2 separate regions of the Homo sapiens genome follow, and region 2 is linked to region 1. Evidence: chromatin contacts called from ENCODE Hi-C data. All regions are on one chromosome and are shown on one strand. The core of a region is the stretch at or near the end of the contact, and the rest is flanking DNA. Distances in the headings are between cores, read along the strand shown.

Region 1 (3,548 bases), core at 367-2,866:
TCTCACCGAAATCTTTTGATGCCTACTACTGCGCGGGAGCATGTGAGTTCCCCATGCCTAAGGTAGGGTTTCTTCCGCCTTTTGCCAAATTCTAAGGCTCAGCTCTGCCGCTACCGTCAAGTTCCTCAGCCTGCAGGACTTCTGTTTCCCCATCTGCAAAATGGGAATAACAGTACTTCCTATCTATTCCAGGCAGGAAATAGGTAGACATAGGTCACCAAGTGGCAGCCCGTAGGGTAGTTGCCGCCCACATATGTGTGAGTTTGGCTGTGTTTTTTGAAGTATTGGCTTGGTTGAATTGGGACTTTAAAATGAGAACATTCTTTTGAAAAGCAGGAGAATCCATGTCTTTAGAAACGCATCCCCACATAGCAACTATCTGCAGAGGTTGAGTAGATGCTGCTTCCTGTACACACGGCAGGTCCCAGAAGCTCCCTCCTGACCAAGGCTCTCATTTCTGTTCCCAGCCTGGACCCCAGAGTGTGGCAATCTGTGACTAGCACAGTGCTAGCCTCAGCAGCTCTCCCACTGTAGATTCCCTCCTCCTTGCAGCTCAGGGCAGGAATCCACAGGGAATAGGCCTTCACTGTGCACAGGGTCTGCAGGACACACAGCACTGGGCTGTTCTGTCTGTTGCACCAGCCTAAGGATTTCCAGTTCTCACCTTCGCTCCAGACTGGGCTGTGGCTGAGTCCATCCCTCTCCCTGCAGCCTGCTCTGCAGCAGCCTGGCTGCTTGTGATGTCAGCCCTCGGCACTCAGCACACAGTTTCTTCCTGCTTAGTTACTCTGCCCAGGGCAGGTCATGCCTTTCCCTCCAAGAAAAGAAAGTCAGTGCATAAATCCAATTTGAACTTAAATAATCAGCCAGCTGGGGAAGTCCAGACCCAGACATGGGGCAGCAGTAACGTGTTTGGGAATTAAATGGCTTCTCCTCAAAACTTCTCCTCAAAACCGTGCATGTGCAAGAGAGAGGGAGGTGCCTGACATAGAGACGGAGCCTGCTAAAAGGGCCTAGCAAAGACCCAGGCAGATGCAAGCCCGGAACCCTGAAGGCTTGCAGCTGGTTGGCCATGCGGTTAGCTTATCACCCTGGCTTGCTGCCTCCCCACCTTCCGGGACACCAGCCAGAACGCTGCAAAGGCAGGTGTCCCTGCCCTGCTCCCTTCCCACCACACCCACACAAGAGGGCTTCCTCCTCAACAGCACTACATATACAAATCTCTGTTTGGCTGGTGATGCACTGAAGTGGATGACCCGGTTGGTTCATCTTGTCAGAGGTGGGCACAGTTTTCCAAGCCAGGTCACTTTCTAACTAGGGGTCTTGGTCAAGTTACTCAGTCATTTTAAACCTCGGTGTCTTCCCAGTAAAGTCCAGGTAATACCCACCCCATAAAATTGCTAAGCTGACAAAAAAAAGGGGGTGATGCAGGGAGAGCAGCCCCTAGGAAATGTCAATGTCCAGCCTGTCACACTGCCACGCACATGCCAGGCCTTCCCTTCAGTGACAAGAGCACAACCTCGTGAGAAGCATGCCTGTCCTCCTCAGACTGCGAGACCAGGGCTGTGCTGGCATCTCGCTGGGTTTTCCCTCTGGGCAGCTTCTGCCTGCTTCCTGGTGCTCCGCGGGGATGTGTGACACTCAGGCGCCCCCATGTGGCCCTGCCGTGTTGGGGACACAGCGTGCCTCAGGGAAGCCAAAGGGCAGGAAGGCCTGGGGGCTCTTGGAGACCTCAGCCCGGAACTCAGCGTATGTCTGATTTTAGAGGAACCGTGTGCCCCGCCTTGGGATCTCGTCCATTCCTCTAGGTGGATGCCTATTCTGTGGCCTCAGCCGGGGAACAACAGCAGAGCAGTATGGCCTGGGACTGTGAGGATGGCATGGGTGCGTGGGTGGGTGAGGGCGGAGCTGAGGTAACCCTACTCCTTTTCTGCCTTGCAGATCGTTCGTCCATCCAACCATGCCACCATCCAGAGCATTGTCAGGGCTGTGGGCATCATCCCTGGCATCCCAGAGCCCTGCTGTGTTCCCGATAAGATGAACTCCCTTGGGGTCCTCTTCCTGGATGAGAATCGGAATGTGGTTCTGAAGGTGTACCCCAACATGTCCGTGGACACCTGTGCCTGCCGGTGAGACCACTCCAGGGTGGAAAGAAGCCACGCCCAGCAGAGCTGCCTTCTCGGAGCCTTCTGCAACCAGGACTTGTGGTGCAGCTGCAGACACAGAGCACAGCTCATGGGCAACATCACTGGGGCCCAGAGAGAGCTGTCCGCCAGTGCATCATTAGGGGGTCTTTCATTGCTAGTGACTAGCCCCTTAAATGCCAGCCTGAGTACCTGAAGGAATCTGGGAATTAGCCCTGGCCTGAAAGTGGCCCATCATTCATACCCACTGTTCTGAAGGCTTGAAAACAAAACATATCCACAACATTGGCTTGATGTGATCATCATCTCATAACTGAGCAAGAAGACTATGCAAATCTTAGGGCGCTCGCTCCCTGCACACGGAAAGAACTCTGTTTAAATGCTCAGTTCAGAACACTTTGGGCCACATAGTGATTTTGGAAAACAGGATAATCGTGGTGTAAATGAGTGTTTCCTTTCAAAGTCCACTGCAGAGCTTTTATCCATATGGTATGCACATGTAGCCAATATTGGTTTCTTTTTCTTAATATATATATTTTATTTTAAAACAACAAAAAGGGAGGGCGTTGACACCATTCCCCACAGAGATAGTCATGCTGAGTGTGGGTTGTTTAAACATGCATATTGAAATAACACATATAGTAACGTGGGAATACTAAAAAATAACCAAGATTTTATATTTTTGTAAATTATACTTTCTATACTGTAGATTGTGTATGTTATGTGTTTTTATGGAAAGCTAATAAATTAAAGGTACAGTGGTATCTTGAAAAACTGAATGTCACCCATTTCAAAATCTCACTGGCTCCCCATCTGTAAGTACACCATCTGGTGGTTGCTGGGGTCTCAGCCTCTTTTAGGGTCGCTGGAGTCCCCTAAGCCATCTCCATACTCCCTGGTGTCTGTCCCAGGCTCCAGAAACCCAGGCTTTCCCATGCTTTCCAGGGGCCTGTCCCACTACTGGTTCCTGCAAACCCAAGCTAGGCTGATGTTGAGAATGGACATGGCTCCAGACAGGGACAGTGGCCTCTCGGGGTTTCTCCTCATCCCCTAGCCTCAGGGACATGGATTGATTGGGAGGTGCCTGGGGTGTTTAAAAAAACATCTATGGTTGCCTGGTCAGAGATCTTTTACTTCTGGTAATTCATGGAGCAAGAGATTCAACATAAGTAGGGGTCTCTCCTGAGGTCCAAGGACTCATGAGGAAGTGGACGGGCCATGTGGTCTCCTGCACCTGCTTCTCTTTTGCTTGTGTGTAGAAGGATCACCCAAGCCACCCCAAATTGTTCCCTTATGCCCTTCGTTTACATTGCCTTATGATGGAGTGCCTGAAGCTGCTTAACCAGCATTTCTGAAAGAGAATCTGGATCCAATTTGAGACAGGTGTATATATAGCAGTCCCAT
Region 2 (3,548 bases), core at 428-2,927, 72 kb after region 1:
TTAACTTTTTAAACCAGAAAAAAGCCTCACAAATCACAGTTCCATGCACATACCTATGAATTTGTCCAAAATATCTAGCATATGCAAATTCTTTCACTGAACACACTGCAATGCACCTTCATCATACTTAATTTCTGTTTAATTCTGTGTGATTTATCTACGGCCAAATTTCCATTTCTGTATCAATCAAAAGTAAATTAGTTGAATTTTCATTAAAGGTCATAATAAACTACAATATCATGTTAACTTATTTCCAAGAAGTGAAAGCTTCAACCTTTATTGGTAATTAAGATCTTTACAAACAAACAAGGGCTCTTTTATAACTTAGTGCATATATATTATGTATTTGTGTGTGTTTGAACATATAAATATGTATGTGTCATAAAATATCATTAAAAACTAAATCACATATCTCTGATAAGATTACATTGTAACCAAGAAACAAAAAATTGCCTCGATATAGTTCTATTTTATCCCTCAAAAAGAATGAGACTTGATTTTCTAGAGTTCGTCCCTTATGCATCTACGACAATCTTTGATACTAACAGGAAATATTTTCCCCTTGGCCCTCCTATCTAATGTACATAAAATCATTACTTTCAAATGCCATAATTACTGCCATAAAATGTCTAATGTCTCCCTCAGGAGTAATTAATTTCATTTCTGTACATCAGTGGCATTGGCAACTACATATTTTAGAAATTTACTGTTAATTTCTTATTTCCAGGCTCCCTCAAATGTTTCAAAGCCCTGGCCTCCCACTGTCTTCCTACAACCCTGCTCTGAATCCTGTCCCCTCCCTCCCCTGCACCTGGCATTGCATAGCCTGCCCAGAAGGCAGGTGTGGGTGGGAACGCCCCCTAAATGCTTCTGCAAGGCTTAGCTTCCTGCTGTGCTGTCTGTGTCTATTAGTAAAGGCAAAATGTCAAGGAAAGGATTCAATCAACCCCTTGTCTCTAAAACCAGGTATGTTCTTTTAGCTCATTCTAAAAACTCATTATAATGTGATCATTTGGTATTGTTTTGTTTCCCAGGAAAGGCAGTGAACAGGATACATGTCCAGATCTTTGGATATAATCTGTTGGAGAAAGGATCTGGGGCTGATGCATGGTTCTTACCCTACTGCCCAGCGCAAGCCCGGGCTGAGAATAACAGCAACACAGGATAAACCCCGGGAGAGACAGTGGGAGGGAGGAAAACAACTGCAGCCTGAAAGTCACCCTAGGAGAAAAATTCATAGGCAGAATTCTTGAGTGCTGAAAAAACAGGGGGGAGAGGGAGAAGGTAGGGGAGAAGAATAAACAAAGAGAGGAAAAGAGAGAGGGAGAGAGACTGACACAGAAGAAAATGAAAACAGGAAGACAATAAAGAAGAGATAGAGGAGAAAAAGTGAGAGAAGAGAAAGGGAACAGAAACGGGGATGGGACTCGGAGACGACGTGGGAGAGAGAGGAAGCTGGCGACATTGGGAAGGAAAGGACCCCACAGTCAAAGGCAGGACTCAACAACCCTGTCCTGGGGAAAGGCTGATGTGGAAGTGAGATGGACCCCGCCGCCCGCGCCCGCTCGCGGCTCTGTCCCTGCAGACAGGAGGGTGCGCCTCACCTGGGCTCTCTGGAGATGTGGAGCAAGAGGTGCTGGTGCAGCACAGCCTCCTCCCGGCCAAGAGCACTGCGCGTGGCTCTGAACTTGGCGCCGGAGCCCTGAGGGCGGCCAGATCCCGCCCCCAAGCCGCTCCCGCCTTCGGGGCGTGGTCTCGGCGTCGCCCACCCCCAGGGAAGCTCCAGCCTTCGGGGCGGGGCTTGCGGGTGGGCGGCCCCGGCAGGGGAGGGTGCCGCTGGCCAAAGAACTCACAACCCCGGGAGAAAACCCCCTTCTGACCCTCTGGGCTGCCCGGCCCTTCCCCGGCTCAGCTCCGCGGAGATGCCCCCAGCTGGCTTGGTCAGGGCCGGGCGCCATCGCCTGCGGGAGGGCGAGGGCGTTCTTTGGAGGCGGTGCCTGCTCTCGCCTACGCCCTCTGGTCCTGGGCGCCCGACCTCTCGCTCCTGGGCCCGCGGGGCCTCGGCGATGCGGGCGAGGGCTGCGCGCGGTGCCTGCGGCTCCAGTCTGCGCCGAGGACCCCCACGGCCTCCTGGCCCTCCTTCCCCCAGCAGCCTGGCGGCCGCTCGATCGGCACCTCCCCCCGCCGGAATCGCCCAGCTCCCCCCGGGAGCGCCCGCCGCCTCTGCTCCCCAGACCTCAGCTGTGACCACGCAACGCTCTGCCAGGAAGGCGGACTCCGCGACTCGGGCCATGGTGGAAAATGACAGTTAAAGTGCGTTAAAATTAAGAACTTATACTTTGATTAAAAAACAACAAACGGAGTGAAAAAGCAAGCCACACACTGAAAGAAGATACTTGCAGCAATTGATAAAGGATTAGTATCCAGGATATATACTTTTAATGAATTAGTGTGAAAGAGAGGAACACCCAAAGCAACGAATGGACACAGACATGAATAGGCACTTCAAAGAGGAACCACTAACGACCAAAATCATGTGAAAGGACGAAGTCTCTAGAGTAATTAGAAAATGCAAATTAAGACCACAAGGAGATGTTTAATCATTAGGCATAAATGTTAAAATATAATAATACCAACTGTCATGGAAGGCATGAAGCAAGGGAACCCTAATATGCTGGGGCGAAGTACACCCAATTTCATTTATTATAAAAGACCACTAATTTAAGATATTCTATTATACTAAATACAGCTCCAAAAGAGGGGGAAAAAACTGACAACCAACCAACTCAAATGCTTTTCATCACTTGTAATTTTTAAGTTATATAAAGAAAGATCTATTTTAGACTGTATTAATCCATTCTCACACTGCTATAAAGAATTGCCTGAGACTGGGTAATTTATAAAGGAAAGAGGTTTAATTGACTCACAGTTCAGCATGGATGCAGAGGCCTCGGGAAACTTACAATCATGGTGGAAGTGGAAGCAAAACAGGTCCTTCTTCACAGGGTGGCTGGAAGGAGAAGAATGAGAGAAGTGCAGAGTGAAGGGGGTAAAAGCCCCTCACAAACCCATTAGATTGCCTGAGAACTCACTCACTATCATGAGAACAGCACAGGGCAACCACCGCCATGATTCAATCACCTCCCAGTAAGTCCCTCCCCCTACATATGGGCATTACAATAAGGACTATAATTCAAGATGAGATTTGGGTGGGGAAACAGAGGCAGGCCATATTATTCCACCCCTGGTCCTTCTCAAATCTCATGTCCTCATATTTCAAAACACAATCATGCCTTTCGAACAGTCTGCCAACGTCTTAACTAATTCCATCATTAACCCAAAAGTCCAAGTTCAAAGTCTCATCTGAGACAAGGCAAGTCCTTTCCACCCATGAACCTGTAAAATCAAAAGAAAGTTATTTCCTAGATATAATGCAAGTACAGGCATTGTGTAAATACACCCATTCCAAATGGGAGAAATTGACCAAAACAAAGGGACTACAGGCCCCATGCAAGTTTGAAACCCAATAGGGCAGTCATTAAACCTTA

What was found. Hi-C counts contacts between places; a loop is a spot of excess contacts on that map. Pooled maps may share reads with other maps.
Region 2: a map of CD8-positive, alpha-beta T cell shows a loop between it and region 1 (12-fold over the local background). The contact joins the promoter of ZNF488 here to the enhancer-like site in region 1. A Hi-C loop is called at or near these places in 3 of 168 maps with a recorded cell type or tissue (A673, CD8-positive, alpha-beta T cell and OCI-LY7) and 3 of 50 pooled maps.

Annotation. Positions count from the first base shown.
Region 1 is chr10:47,310,660-47,314,207 of GRCh38, forward strand. It overlaps GDF10 (growth differentiation factor 10), which reads left to right. Exons shown (of 3, transcript NM_004962.5): 2 at 1-62; 3 at 1,942-2,918. The coding sequence ends at 2,133. Among named protein-coding and RNA genes, the nearest start is that of GDF2, 10 kb to the right of the region's middle. RefSeq lists enhancers at 1-171, 1,270-1,770, 1,571-1,720. Within about 2 kb of position 1,617, at least 4 of the 41 ENCODE cell types and tissues checked have a DNase peak (open chromatin) inside an H3K27ac peak, as active enhancers do; they include CD8-positive, alpha-beta T cell, where a contact is called at or near this core.
Region 2 is chr10:47,382,616-47,386,163 of GRCh38, forward strand. It overlaps ZNF488 (zinc finger protein 488), which reads right to left and starts at 1,678. Exons shown (of 2, transcript NM_153034.4): 1 at 1,605-1,678. RefSeq lists an enhancer at 1,585-2,084 and a silencer at 1,647-2,126.